Linked DNA regions of Homo sapiens: regions 1, 2, 3 and 4 are each linked to region 5. Evidence: chromatin contacts called from ENCODE Hi-C or POLR2A ChIA-PET data. All regions are on one chromosome and are shown on one strand. The core of a region is the stretch at or near the end of the contact, and the rest is flanking DNA. Distances in the headings are between cores, read along the strand shown.

Evidence for each region. Hi-C counts contacts between places; a loop is a spot of excess contacts on that map. ChIA-PET counts read pairs that join two places held with the same protein, here RNA polymerase II (POLR2A). Pooled maps may share reads with other maps.
Region 1: a pooled map shows a loop between it and region 5 (4-fold over the local background). The contact joins the promoter of TMEM41B here to the promoter of BMAL1 in region 5. A Hi-C loop is called at or near these places in 4 of 50 pooled maps.
Region 2: a pooled map shows a loop between it and region 5 (8-fold over the local background). The contact joins the promoter of PIK3C2A here to the promoter of BMAL1 in region 5. A Hi-C loop is called at or near these places in 4 of 50 pooled maps.
Region 3: a map of CD8-positive, alpha-beta T cell shows a loop between it and region 5 (17-fold over the local background). The contact joins the promoter of ZNF143-AS1 here to the promoter of BMAL1 in region 5. A Hi-C loop is called at or near these places in 2 of 168 maps with a recorded cell type or tissue (CD8-positive, alpha-beta T cell and naive thymus-derived CD4-positive, alpha-beta T cell) and 8 of 50 pooled maps.
Region 4: a map of naive thymus-derived CD4-positive, alpha-beta T cell shows a loop between it and region 5 (11-fold over the local background). The contact joins the promoter of RPS13 here to the promoter of BMAL1 in region 5. A Hi-C loop is called at or near these places in 1 of 168 maps with a recorded cell type or tissue (naive thymus-derived CD4-positive, alpha-beta T cell) and 6 of 50 pooled maps. POLR2A ChIA-PET finds 5 or more read pairs at or near these places in 1 of 52 experiments (activated T-cell).

The regions. Positions count from the first base shown.
Region 1 is chr11:9,313,203-9,316,019 of GRCh38, reverse strand. TMEM41B (transmembrane protein 41B) reads left to right here and starts at 1,427. Exons shown (of 7, transcript NM_015012.4): 1 at 1,427-1,699. The coding sequence starts at 1,579. RefSeq lists a silencer at 1,088-1,437 and enhancers at 1,203-1,718, 1,719-2,236.
Region 2 is chr11:17,206,607-17,209,306 of GRCh38, reverse strand. PIK3C2A (phosphatidylinositol-4-phosphate 3-kinase catalytic subunit type 2 alpha) reads left to right here and starts at 1,321. Exons shown (of 33, transcript NM_002645.4): 1 at 1,321-1,459. RefSeq lists silencers at 1,173-1,252, 1,603-1,862 and enhancers at 1,393-1,502, 1,008-1,530, 1,531-2,054.
Region 3 is chr11:9,459,198-9,461,947 of GRCh38, reverse strand. ZNF143-AS1 (ZNF143 antisense RNA 1) reads left to right here and starts at 1,250. Exons shown (of 1, transcript NR_036539.1): 1 at 1,250-2,392. ZNF143 (zinc finger protein 143) reads right to left here and starts at 936. Exons shown (of 16, transcript NM_003442.6): 1 at 872-936. RefSeq lists a silencer at 343-552 and enhancers at 1,323-1,402, 1,463-1,562, 1,653-1,732, 1,932-2,567.
Region 4 is chr11:17,076,318-17,079,017 of GRCh38, reverse strand. It overlaps RPS13 (ribosomal protein S13), which reads left to right and starts at 1,351. Exons shown (of 6, transcript NM_001017.3): 1 at 1,351-1,399; 2 at 1,541-1,589; 3 at 1,772-1,850. The coding sequence starts at 1,377. RefSeq lists an enhancer at 1,118-1,317.
Region 5 is chr11:13,276,540-13,279,388 of GRCh38, reverse strand. BMAL1 (basic helix-loop-helix ARNT like 1) reads right to left here and starts at 1,599. Exons shown (of 20, transcript NM_001297719.2): 1 at 1,466-1,599. RefSeq lists silencers at 589-928, 1,209-1,278, 1,349-1,998.

The sequences.
Region 1 (2,817 bases), core at 178-2,677, 4.0 Mb after region 5:
ATCCCTTGAGTCCAGAAGTTCAGATCCAGCCTGGACAATATAGTGAGATTCCCATCACTTAAAAAAACAAAAAACAAAAAGACAAAGCCCCTGCCTTAAAGCTTATATTCTAAAGGTGGAGGCAGACAATAAACAAGTAAACAAATAGTTCACAGAATTAATTGCTTTTAATGACTATGAAGGAAATAAAATGGGAGCCAGAAGTAGGCAAAGGATGTGTACATAAAACAGTTCAATTGAATGGGTTTCCCATAATTTACTTAACCATTTTTATTTAGTGTTGGATTTTTATATTGCTTTTAGTTTTTCACTGTTATACTAATACAGAGGAATTATTTATGTTTATTTTCATGGAATAATTTCCTACAAATGTAATTACTGAATAGAAACAATCAGGATTTTTTTTTTTTTTTTTTGGGACGGAGTCTTGCTTTGTGGTCTATGCTGGAGTGCAGCGGTGCAATTTCTCACCGCAACCTCAGCCTCCGGGGTTCAAGCGATTCTCCTGACTCACACTCTCGAGTAGCTGGGATTACAAGCCATCATGTCCAGCTCATTTTTGTATTTTTAGCAGAGACGGGGTCTCATCTCACCATTTTGGCCAGTCTGGCCTCACACTCCTGGTCTCAAATGATCCGCCCGCCTTGGCCTCCCAAAGTGTTGGGATTACAGGCTTGAGCCACCGCGACCGGCCTCTAAGTTGCTTTCAAGAGGTAACCACGGTGAGTAAGCTGAATGTGCTCTGAGGGGTAGAAGCAGAAAAAGTTACCTGTGGAAAAGGCATGTTTCCGCTTAGCTTAGGGATAAGCTAAATGTAGAGCTGACTTGGGTTTAGTAGTAAGGGGCAGCAGCTAATGCAAAACCGTTAGCTTTGGGAACAGGACAACCTGGATTCTAAGCCCATTTTTGCCATCCTGTGATCTTCACAGGTTGTACGTAGCCCTCTCTGAGCCTTAGTTTCCTGAAATTCAGGTAGGTTTTGCTCAACCTTTGTATTTCCCACCATCTTTTAGATCAAGCACTCTCTGGCGCCTCCAAATTGAAGACAGCAGCTGCGGAATTGATGTAATGGGCTGAATCAGCCTCAGCCGCGAAATGCCGACTAATCACAGGCACCTCCGGCGGCCTGGACAAAAGGTTTGAAGTCCCTGGGACCGCACTTCCGGGTAATTAAGGCTACGCTTTAGACGCCAGGGCCAGCGAGTCGCAGCCGGGTGACTCGAGTGCCGCGACTGCGCATGCTCTCGCCCCAGCGCCCGGCGGCCACCTCTTTCCCGCGGGCGGGCCGGGGCGGGGCACTGAAGGGGGCGGTCCAGGACCCTGACTTGTCTCGCGGTTACTGGGCCGGCGCGAGCACGCGAGGCTCGGGGGCGGCACGGGGCGGGGTTTAGCCTGTGGTGGGCGCTGCGGGTGTTTGCAGGAGGTTGCAGTACTCGCTGGGCTGAGGTCGTCTCGGGTGAGGAGGTCGCGCCGGAAGTGGCTCTAGCCGTGGCGCTTCGGCGTAGTAAGGAGCCTGCAACAGAGTTTTGTTGTTTAGGGGGCGCGGCACCGCACCGCTCCCTTCACCTTGCAGCAGCCATGGCGAAAGGCAGAGTCGCCGAACGATCGCAGTTGGGCGCTCACCACACGACCCCCGTGGGGGACGGGGCAGCGGGGACGCGGGGTCTCGCGGCGCCTGGCAGCAGAGACCACCAGAAGGGTGAGTGGGCCCGGGGAGCAGAGCTGGGGGTGGCCCGAGGCTTCTGTGTGTCGGGTGGGGAAAAGGACCCCCGCTATTCTCGGAGAGTCGCGGGGAAAGAGGGGGGCCTGCTGGCGCCGCGGCGGGAGCAGAGACCGTGGGGGAGTTGGGCTTGGGCGCTCGCGCAGCACAAGGCCGGACGCCGAGTAGGTGCGTTGTAAATGCTGTTTGAGTAGAATTCATTTAAAAGAAGGGATGACACTGGCTTGTTGACGCTCAGGTAGATTGTAAGGTTGATGATAACGACGCTAGGCAGAGCTGGAAGGAGCTGTACTGTGGCATTCGCTGCGTTGTTTTTACAGATGAAGAAACTGAGGCCCAGTGTGGGTATATGACTTATAAAGTCATAAAGCCAGATCAGTGAAGTAGTAGTTAGGAGCGAGGACTTAATACTTCCAGGTGGCAGTACACCTGGGCTTGAGTCCCTGCCCTACTGTTTACTTGGAACCTTGGACTTGGTAACTTTCAAAAAAAGCTCAGTGTCTGAACTGTGAAATGGGGATAATAATAATATCTACTTAATAGGTGGTGCGTGGGTTAAACGAAATAATTCACGTAAAAGATTTAGAGCAATGCTTGGATATGAAGTGGGGGCTAAATAAATATTAGCAATTACTTAGTTACAGCTAAGGTCACTCATTCTAAAGTTTATTTCCCCACTACATCATCCTGACATTTCTCACGGCTTTATTTTTGGTTTTTGTTTTCTCTTTATTCCTACTGCCTCTATAATTGCAGAATCTCACGGCTTTAAATATTGTTTTAAGGAAAAAACTGTACGTAGAAACTAAATACTTTGATTCCGTGTTGGCCTGGAATCGTTCTTTAAATGATTTTAAAGCTCATAAACTTAAAGTGATCCTAACAAGTTTGTCTGTAGCTCACATAGGTGTGTTCCACCACCAGTGATGGCTAGGAGAACTTCTAAGAGTATGTAGTAGAAAATGTTAATGTATTTTCAAATAATTTAAAATGTCTCCAACAGTCTAATTTGGCTCTGTCAGCCTTATGTTTTTGGGTATTTTTCCAGCTTATATACACTGGATCCAGGTGACTTCATATAATTTCAAAAACTGAGA
Region 2 (2,700 bases), core at 72-2,571, 3.9 Mb before region 5:
GTGCATAGAGGAGGGGCGGGGTTGGGGGAAAGATAGGAGTTGGAAGGGGGGGGGGTGTACAACAGCCAGTAGCTACAGCCGTAAGAAATAATCACATTTGTTTCTAGAATTCCCCATAGAATAGAAACTCCATCCAATTTTACCATCCCTGCGGAGGTGCAGGCATGTTTATTACAGCGCTATGAGGGATTCATCCACTCCACATTCCCCATTGCCCTAGCCCCCTTTCGCCAACCCCCGTCCCTGCCAAATCAGGCCAATTTCTTTCTTTCCAGTTATTTGCTGAAAGTTCAACTTCTCTTAGAGCCTTCTAATTATGCGTATATCATATAGGCTGATAATTTTTAGTTTAGGCTGAGAAATGCAGCCTAAATCAGTCTGCCACATCAGATTGTGAACGTCTGGATGGTGTGGACCCCCTTCTCCTACTGCTTAAAAGACAATCTTGTTGTAAAACGCTATGGAATCGTTCCTCTCCCCTTAACATCTTTGTGCCCCAGAAGCCCCATCTGTAAATGGGGATAATTTTCCTATATCTTCCCATGGTTACGTAATTTTTAGATCTAACACGTGAGGACCAAACGCTTTACAAGCATAATCTCATTAAATTCTCAATAAGAATATATTATTATGGAGGTTGCATGTGAAAATACTTTGTAATGTAGAAAGAGCCGTCTGGCTGTGAGTTATTATCAGGGGGTTATCTTCCTTACCTGGCTGTTGTGAGGATGAAACGAGACGCCGACCTGAAAGCGTTTTACGTGCTATCAAGCATTTTACAGAAACCACGTGATAGGCTACTAATTACCCACCGTATACCACCTGACCCACCGTGAGGCCTCGGTAAATACTGGTTGGAGTGGACGAGTTTAAGTCTTGCCTGTTCCTTTCAGTCTTCCAATCACAAAGTAATCTCGGCGCCGCCAGGGGCCAAGACACAAATCTGGGAACCTCAGCCTAGATGGAGGAGGGTGCGGGGTCCCGGGAGAGGGGATGAGAACAATAGGGTACTTCAGTGCCCGGGCCCTGTTTAGCGGGTCTTCGGACTCAGGGCCCGAGGGGCGGCCAGCTGGGGTGTCCGGAGAGCTCCCCTCCCCAGGTCTGGGGTGTGCACGGAGAGGCGTCCAGAGCCTGCTCAGCATTCCTCGGGAGAGAGCCAGACCCTGGTCCCCCGGGCCCGTGCGCCCCAGCGCCCCAGCTCCCTTGCTCACGCCACCCCGGCAGCGTCCAAGCCCCGCCCGCCAGCTCAGGTAGGCCGTCCGCGCCAGCCAATTCGCAACAAGTCCGGGCGGGGAAGGCGGTGCTTCCCTGTCCGGAAGTGACGTGCTGCGCTTGGCTGGCTGTGGAGTCGGCCGAAGCTTTCGGCGGCGGCTGAGCCAGCTGAGGGGAAAAATGGCTCGGACTGTGGCGGCTTCGGCGGCTCAGGTTGTGGTAGAGGCGGAGGCTCAGGCAGCTTGAGGTGAGGAGCGGTCGGTGCGGCTGGGGACGATATTCGGGGTCCTGCTCTGCAAGGGTGGAGAGGGGCCCCGGGGTTCCCGGGCTGGAAGGGTCTCTTGTCGCGGCCCCCAGTGCCTTGGGTGCCCGCGTCTGACCCTCCATCCCGTGCTCTTGGCGTTGCCCAGCCCGACTCCCCCCTCCCTCCGGGCCTTGCTTCCACCCAGGCCGTGAGCAAGTGCTGCGCTGGAGGTGCGAGGAGCCCGCGTCCCCACCAGGCCCCTCTTCTCGGGAGCGGAGGTGCGCCAGGGAGTTAGTTTTGTCCCACAGAAGGAGGGCAGGCCCCCCGGCCGCCGGCCCCCCTCCCCCGCCTTGTCCCGCGGGACCGGGCTGGAGCCGCAGTGGCCGGTCCTATTTTCTTGGCAGATTGTTAGTTCTGGCGAGTGTGTGTGTTGTACTTCTCAGTGACGGCCCCTTCTTTCACCTCCTGTCCCATCTCTGGCTCTGGGGGCCAAGGATACTTTTTCTTCTTCCCGGACCCCCCACTCCCACCGCGTTGCCTTTAGCCGCGAATCCACTTGCTTTGGGAACACTATTCTTTCAGTGTGTATTTAGCGCATCATCCTTCTGAGAGAGCGGTCAGATTAAAAAATACTAGCTTAACTCTTCCTGAGTGACGGAGGAATCATAAATAATTGAAGAAAAAGGCACATACTTATTTTCCTCACTGAATTTCTGGCTTTAAAAACGACATTCTCTAGCTGTGGAATTATTTTTTGGGGGAGGAGGGATTGAGGAGGGAAATGAGGAAGGAGAAACTAAGGAAAAAAGTCTGGACATAACGTGGAAGAGAGAGCCTGTTGTAGTTCTTTTCCTATACTGGCCCGATAGAAATTGAGGTTATAATTATATTCTTATTTTGAACAGTGGGGGTTTGAATTAAGTGAAACGAAGGAGGCCTGCCTCTTTGAACAAGATTAGTTATTAAAGAATGTCCTGAAATCTTTCCTGGTGGGTTTCAGGCAGAAAAGCTCTGTTGGGAAAATTTTTAAATCTATTGTAGCATCAAAGGCCACAGCATATAAGAGATGCAAGAAGAAGAAAGCTGTTTGTAGGGGAACGGTGAAGACATAGTAGAAAGAGGGAAGGCTGCACAGAAGTCCAGGAACTAATTCCAGGAGAGACTTTGTACCTTTGCCTCCTTGGCTTGTGGTTCAAGTCTCCACAAGAGACTCCTTTAGCAGCTCTGCCATAGTTGGGGTTGGT
Region 3 (2,750 bases), core at 1-2,500, 3.8 Mb after region 5:
TTCTCACTTGATTATATCAGCTGATTTAGACACTTCCAAAGCAAAGGCTGACGCTGATTTTAAACAAATAATGGGCTGGCAATGGTATTCTTCTTTCCTCTTTTTAACTTCGTTATTATGTGGAAAAAACAAATGTCCAAAGCAAAAGGGGAAGGAATAAAAACTAGTTCGCGTTCCACAATAATACGTTTCAAAGAGACTTATAAGAATTTGTTCACTCTTTTGGCCAAAACTGGAGAAAAGGGAGGATAAAATTGTAAATTTCTAATATCCGATGTTAGACCTCAGTAACCTTTTTTTTTTTTTAATAGAAGAAAGGGTGAGGGGGAAACAATCTGCCCACGATACGCATGGGAAGCAAGCGCTAGGTGAGACCGGCAGGTCCTGGGAGGGCCTGGGCCAGCCCTGTCCCCGGCGCCCCCGCTGCGGCCTGGTGTGGCCCGTGGGCCCGGCGTCCCAGGCGGCGGAACTCTGCCTCGGCGGCGCCTGGGGACTCGCTCTGCGCGGAGGTCAGGCCGAGAAACGCGGCCAAGGCTCCCGAGGGCTCCACCCTCCCCTCTTTCACTCCCTCCCCTTGGCGGTCCCCTGAGGGAAACAGGCGGGGCGCATCGCTCAGAGACAAGCTGGGGGGAGTTGAGTCCTCAACGAAAAAAGCTCCGCCGCCTAGAGTGGCGGCCGCGGGTTATTAATAAACTCCGCTTCTGCCCAGACGCCGCTACCGCGGCCGGCCCATAAAATCGGCAAGGCCTGCGGCGGAGGCTGAGCAGCGGGAGCCGGAGCCCGGGCCCAAGCGGGCCCGCGCCGCCGCGCTGAGGGCGGCGGCCAGGCGGAGAATAATGCACACTGGGTAAAAACACATTTATATACGAACCTCCGAGAAAATTTTCCAACAATTCCTTCGTCCGACCACCATGCACCAGGACAGGAAACAGCCGTCCGGCCCCCAGGCCCCGCAACCCGCATAGTGTGTCTGAGGCCCGCCCCCAGCTTCCATTGGGCTGTCATTACATCACTCACAGGACGCTTCCGGTTTTCCATTGGCCCACGTTTGGTCGACGCGAAAGAAAACCGCCCTAGCCGCGCCCACTCAACTGACGTCAGCCAAGCCTGACTTTACAGCCCGCCCCTGAGTGGCTCGCGCAAAGTGCAGAATCAAAGCTCCTGTGTCTGACTGGTTGACATAACCGCTTATCCCAGACGGACCCCGCCTCACTGACTAGCGAGTCATACCGATTCTGGGGCCCCAGCGGGAGGCGCCATTTTGTAGCGAGGGAGGGAGGCTGGTCCTTGTGATTACCCGGGAGGGAGCCGGGGTGACGAGCGCCATTTTCCCCACAGGGGCGAGGAGGCGGCTTTGGTTCTCCCGGTGGGCTTGCCGGAGTGCGTTCTGCAGACCAGAAGGGCTTTGTCTGGCGATTGCTGAATGCTCAATAGCAGCCTGCTGGGAGGGAAGTCGAAGGGAGAAATAGGACAGAAAGAGAGACCTGACCTCTCCCTGGAGGCTCTCAGTGTCGGCCGAGGCCCTTGGTCTTGCTCTAGGGCTCTGCATTCCCGAGAGCTGCTGTATGCCGGGGATTGGCTTCCAAGCCTGCCTGAGCTTCTCCAGTCTCCCGGGCATCGCCATGCGGTGGGAGGGTGAGCCTTCCTCTCCTGCTGAAATTCCGGCGGCTTGGCAACCGGCCGGGGGGTCTTGGATTCCTCGGGGAGACACCACTGATGCTTTGTGGTTTCACGTAATTTGGATTTAAAAGTTGAAGGCGTCAGAAATGGTTGTCGCTACGGTCTTTTGTATGTTCTTGTGTTGCGAACTAATAAAGGAAAGTCAAAAGGGTGGGAGAAGCATTCAGTCTGGTTCCCTAAAGTTACTAAGAATGGATACAAATTAGTTGTGGCCGTTGCGGTTAATGCTTCTTGTAGCTCTTAACCCAGCCCTTTCTAAACCTTTGGATATACTTACTAGTCAGTTCCGAAGGTACTCAGTACAAATTTGCGTTGGCGCACCAGGCCGACTAAAGATGAGGTGGGTGTATTAGACTCAAAATTTCTTAAGTCGGCCAGGGGGTAGAATTGAGCTACCAAGAGAATGAGAGACTACCCTGTTGTAACAGATTTGGATCGCGCTTAGAAAAACAGGGAGAAAGCTGGATGATGTTCAACTTAATGTCTTGCATTTCAGACGATTATCGAATGGACGGGGATAAATAAAAACGATGTTACAGATAGCCCTCTAAGTGTGGATAGTAAATATTTTGATTTACAATTAAGCCTACCTTGAGGTGCAGGCCCTAACCAACGGATAGTTGAGTAATAGGGGCCTAGACGCCAATGGAAAGAAAATGGGACTTTAAGCTTTGTTTGAACATATATTCTGTTAATAAAGAAGTTTAAATCAGTTCGGATTACTGTTTTTTGTTTGTTTGTTTGTTTTTTGAGACGGAGTCTCGCCCTGTAGCCCAGACTGCAATGCAGTGGCACGATCTCAGCTCACTGCAACCTCCGCCTCCCAGGTTCAAGCGATTTCTCCTGCCTCAACCTCCTGAGTAGCTGGGACTACAGGCGCCCACCATCACGCCCGGCTAATTTTTCTGTTTTTAGTAGAGACGGGGTTTCACCATGTTGGCCAGGCTGGTCTGAAACTCCTGACCGCGTAATCCGCCCACCTCAGCCTACCAAAGTACTGGGATTACAGGCGTGAGCCACCGCGCCCGGCCCGGATTACTTTTTAAGCCCTTAAAATAAAAGTGTCACAT
Region 4 (2,700 bases), core at 102-2,601, 3.8 Mb before region 5:
TCTTTTTCTTTCTTTCCTTTTTTTTTTTTTTTTTTAAGACAGAGTCTTGCTCTGTTGCCCAGGCTGGCGCGCAGTGGTGCTATCTCGGCTCACCGCAATGTCCTTCCCGGCTCCAGAGATTCTCCACCTCAGCCTCCTTCGTAGCTGGAACCAAAGGCACGAGCGAGCACGCCCGGCTAATTCTTTGTATTTATAGAGAGGGGGTTTCGCCATGTTGCCCAGGCTAGGTCTGTCTTAAAAGAGCTTCTTCCGGCCAGGCGCGGTGGCTCACGCCTGTAATCCCAGCACTTTGGGAGGCCGAGGCGGGCGGATCACCTGAGGTCGGGAATTTAAGACCAGCCTGACCAACATGGAAAAACCCGTCTCTACTAAAAATACAAAATTAGCTGGAAGTGGTGGCGCATGCCTGTGATCCCAGCTATTCAGGAGGCTGAGGCAGGAGAATCGCTTGAAGCCGGGAGGCGGAGGGTGCGGCAAGCCGAGATCGCGCCATTGCACTCCAGCCTGCGAATCAAGAGCGAAACTCCGTCTCAAAAAAAAAAAAAAGCTTCTTCCTTGACGGTTCCCTTTTCCCATGAAATTCAAATGCTTCATTTTATCCCTCATCCTCTTGGCCTTTGCAGTCTTGCTCCCAAGGCTCTTCCCTGCCCGCCAACTCTCTCACTTGGGAACATAGCTCCGTAAGCCTCTGCCCAACCCTTCTCCCCGGCGAGCCCAGCGCCCCAGAGCCCTGCGCAGGGGAATTCGAGTGCGGAGGGCGGCAGGCATCCGTGGGGACCTGGTTCAACTCCTTAGACCGGTTCTTCACCGTCAGCGACTCTCCCCTGACAGATTAGGGTAGGATTTAGAAATGAGAAATGGAAGCGCTGGCTGGGCGGTAGCCGCTGCCATGGCTTCCCGTGTGGTCCTCATCACATGCTATTGTATCTGTTAATTTATTAGGCGCAGGGCCGACTCTGAGGGATCTAGTGCCAGGACAAAGCCAGGCACTGGTGAATGAGCAAACACCTGTGTATGGCTGCTTCTTCCAGCCCTACCTGCTCCATACCCACCCCCAGCGCAGCATTCGAATCTTTGTGATCTCGGCGTCCACAGGGAATTTCGACGCAAGCTGGCGTCAGCCTCAAATTCCCGCTCTGGCAACAAGGCTGACCAAAGACCGATGCATGCCGGGATGAGGCTGGATTGACGATCTCTTGCGACGCTGAAATGCATTTCGGGAGATGTAGTCACACAGACGGGCGGTGGCTGCGCAGCGTAGCTCCGCCTCCTGCGTGAGAGGAAGCGGGGACGTGTGAGGTCACTTCCTGCGTGTTGGGTGGCTTCCTGCGGCGTTTCCACTCTCGCTCTCCTTTCGTTGCCTGATCGCCGCCATCATGGGTCGCATGCATGCTCCCGGGTGAGCTCGGGGCATCAAGCCGGATTGCTGGGCGGGGGGTGGGAGGAAGACAGGGAGTGTGGGCAGCGGGCCGAGGGGATGATGTTCTGGGCTGCTCTGGCACTAGCCGCCACCTCACCTCGAGACTGCTTCTCTCCCCAGGAAGGGCCTGTCCCAGTCGGCTTTACCCTATCGACGCAGCGTCCCCACTGTAAGTAGCGCGCTGGGACCGGGGAGAATCCGGGGAGGGGGTTGGCATTTGTCTCGGGTGAAGCGACGCCAGGGTGAGGAACTTGCGTGTATGAGGAGCGCGGTTTTGCGGAAGGAGAGACCGCTGTTCTGCGGCGCCATTCCTGGGTTCTCATCCTAAGGCTGCTTTCTATTCCATAACAGTGGTTGAAGTTGACATCTGACGACGTGAAGGAGCAGATTTACAAACTGGCCAAGAAGGGCCTTACTCCTTCACAGATCGGTGAGTGTTTGTGTCTAACATAGCCTATTTCGCCTGTCCTCGTGTGACTTGTAGGATCTAGTAGGTGGTAAAGTTATTTTAAAAATAGCCAAAACTCTGGTCTCGCCACCGTGCTAGAGGCATCATTGTAAGCACTTCACATGTACTGATTTCGTTTAATTCTGACCACAATACTTTGAAATAAATCTTCATGGCTTTCACCCCAGTTTACAGTTGAGGAAGCAGAGGCACACTGCCGCTGGATACTAACCAGCCCCAAATCACACAGCTGTCAAGTGGAGGAGTTGGAATTGGCTAAGCAGAGTGCCTGACACAGTTCCTCACAGTTAGGTGTGGTTTGAATCTCAGCTGCGTGTGACTTCGTGCAAGTGGCTTCATTCAGCAAATGTTTACCTTCTATGTGCTGAACATGGTTCTGGGGCCTGAGAACATACTACTCTCCGACTCCCCCGCCCAAAAAAGCCAGCCGCAATGTGCCTGTAGTCCCAGATACTTGGGATGCAGAGGTGAGAGGATCACCAGAGCCTAGAAGTCCCAGGCTGCAGTGAGCTATGATGAAGCCACTGCACTCCTGGGTGACAGAGAGACCCCACCTCTTTTTTTTTTTTTTTTTGAGACAGTCTTGCTCTTGTCGCCCAGTCTGGAGTGCAGTGGCGCGATCTCAGCTCACTGCAACCTCCACCTCCTGGATTCAAGCGATTCTCCTGCCTCAGCCTCCCGAATAGGTGGGATTACAGGCGCCCGCCAGCAGGCCCAGCTAATTTGTGTGTTTTTGTTTGAGACCGATTCTCACTTTGTCACCCAGGCTGGAGTGCAGTGGTATGATCTCGGCTCACTGCAACCTCCGCCT
Region 5 (2,849 bases), core at 350-2,849:
ACAGCAGATGTCAGAAGGACAAATGACAAGCAAGCAGGTGTCGTGGGAAATGAATGCATCTAAGGGGCAGCTTTTATGGATGTTTAATAAAACGACGATGCTGGAAATACGGGTATACGGGTAGTGTCAAGAAAAGCTTGTTCACAAATACGGAATCTGATTTTTGGAAGCTGGGTGAGAAAACTTGGCTAATAATTCCTCGCTGAGGAGTAGCGGTGGAAGAAGGAAGAGACCGCAAGCGCCAAAGCGCCAAAACAACGCTAGGTGACCGGGAAGGGGCCGAGGCGGAGAGGGGAGAGGGGTCAGGAGGTGCGGGGTGCGCGGCGGCAGCGGGTCTCTCACCGGCCGGCGAGAACTTGACAGCAGGCGCCGGTGTCCAGCACTCCCCTTCCCTCCCCAGCTCCTGCCGGCGGGCACCTGAGCTCACCCCGCTGCCGGCTCTCGCGACCCCTCGGGGAGGCTAACATGCGCCCCACAAGGTCGACGTTCACCTCTACCTTCCTCGTCTTCTTCCAAGCAAACGGGAAGCTCTCTGGGATGTCAACGCCCGGCAATAGCCGAGCGGGAACCTTTTCTTCCCTGACATCTGTCAAACCCGGAGCTGGAGCCAGGCTCGCTGCGCCCTCCGCGGAGCTCTGGGACTCCAAGGCCGGCCCGCACCCGGGCTCCGGGCGACATCCCCAGGCCGACGCGCACCTGCCCGCAGACCCACGGGGCATCCTTGAGGGCCGCCCAGGACCTGGACGGCACAGGCCCCACGAAAGTTCGCAGGCTGGGGTCGGCCCCGTGCCGGCCGGGGATTCCCGGGTGCAGCGCCAGCCCTGGCTACAGGGCCGAAGGGGCGGGCGGACTTGGACTCCCCAAGCCCGACGGAGACGCCCTCCCCGCCCCCACCCAGCCTCGCGGGCTCCCGAAAGGGAAGTGAAGCGGGGAGGAAGGGCAGACGCGGCACCGTTCGCCCAACGCCCTTGAGGGGCAGCCACCAGGCATGGTCCCCTCGGGGATCCCCGAAGCTCCCGGGGACACATCTAGGAGTCCTCTTCGGCCGAGTCACTGCCCCCAAGGGCAGAGCTATCCCTTTAAGAGGCAGCTAGCTGCCCCCTCCCCCCGCCAGGTAGCGATGCCCGCGGAAGGGCGGTGGGTACTCCAGCGAACACTTTCCCGGCCCCTTTAAGGGCTCCTGCAGCACCTCTGCCTGCCCTAGCCCGCAGCGGCAGCCCCCGCGAGGAGGATGGGGGCGGACGGGCGCGGCGCCTTTAAGGGGCGCAGCCTCCCCACGGCCCGGGTGGGGGCAGGGAGCGGTCACGGGCCCTTTAAGGCCGGCAGCGGGCACGTCGGGCAGGGTTCTTCGGCGGCCGGGTTGCCCCCGGGGCGGCGGCAGGGGCGCAGCGCCCGCGAGGGTGCTAACGGCCCCCGACGGGGTGCGCGGGATCGCGTCGCTGGCCGCCGCCGGCCTGACACTCACCGTGGCTCGCCGGGAGCGCCCGCGCCCGCGCCCGCACTCGGATCCCGCGGCGGCGGCGGCGGTGAGTCCGGCGCGGGTAAACAGGCACCTCCGTCCCTGACCTACTTTCTGCCTTCCCTAAATGTCGCACCACTAACCTACTTTCCGACCAATCCGCTCCCCGCCGGCCCAGGCCCGGCCCCCCGCCCACCAATCGCTGTGCCCAACCCCCCTTCCCCGCCCACCAATGGAGGAGCCGCAGCGCCCGGATACCTGCCTCTTCCCGCCAGCCAATCCGAACGCCCGAAGGGAGCCGGTCCCGGCGGCCGCCCCCAGCCAATCCGCGCGCGGCTCGGCAGCCCGCTGGCCAGTTGTGTGGCGGCTAGAGAGGCCGCTGACCAATGGCGAGGCGGCGGGAGCCGGTTTACCTGCTACTTTCCTGCCACCAATCATTTGGCGCACAGGAGCGCACGCCCCGAGGAGAGGACCAATCCGCGCGCGCTCCCTGGGTTCCTCGCCCCTGCCCTCTCCCTTTCCCCTCAGGTCTCCCACTAGCCGCGGCCACTGCGGTGCCCAAGCCGCGCTCCTCGGGGTCGCCCGGGATGTCCCTCTTCTCTGGGTCCCCTGCCGGCTGGCGTTTGGCCGCCCGCCCTCACCCCTCCTCCTTCTTCTTCTCCCCTCCGGGCATTCCGACGAAAAGCAGCAGTTCCTGACTCCCTCTCTCCCTCCGGCTCCATCTAGGAAACCAATTTTAGGAACGTTGAGTGCCAGACCCTTCCTAAAATCCCTGGTTTGCCAAAGTCTCAACGAGAGAACGGATACTTAGTATTTCTAGAAGGCATTTCCACCCCGAGGACTGCAAGTGTTCTCACGTTCTTTGCGTTCATCATGACCTCCAAGTGTCCCACTGGAGCTGTCATTCCCGTAGTTCCAAAGAGAATACTCGAGCGCGGAGCGATTCCATTGCATTTCCTTCCAGTAGCCAGGTTTTGACCACTTACTGAAGAGTAGACACCAGCCCCGCGGCAGCGCTCTCTGCTGCAAAAAGCTGTCTACGGAGCAAGACGGAAGGAAACAGTTACAGAAAATAAAAATTTGATAACGACATGCGACTCGGTTGCTGAGAGGACAGAGAAAGTGACTTATTTTTGCATCTCAGGCACTTTGTAGAGGGCCTTTAGCACAAAGAACTCCCGGCTCTTCCAGATGTTAAACTCCCTGAATAGAAGGACAGCGTCTTCTTTTTCGTTATCCATCATGTCAGCTCTCCTTTAGCGCCTGCTGGGGTAGGGTGGAGTGGTGGGGGCGGGGCTGGCACCCAACAAGTGCACCATAAATATCTGTTGGCTGGATACATGAACAAATGGAATTAAATAAATTGGCCTAATTCTGTTACCCAGACTGG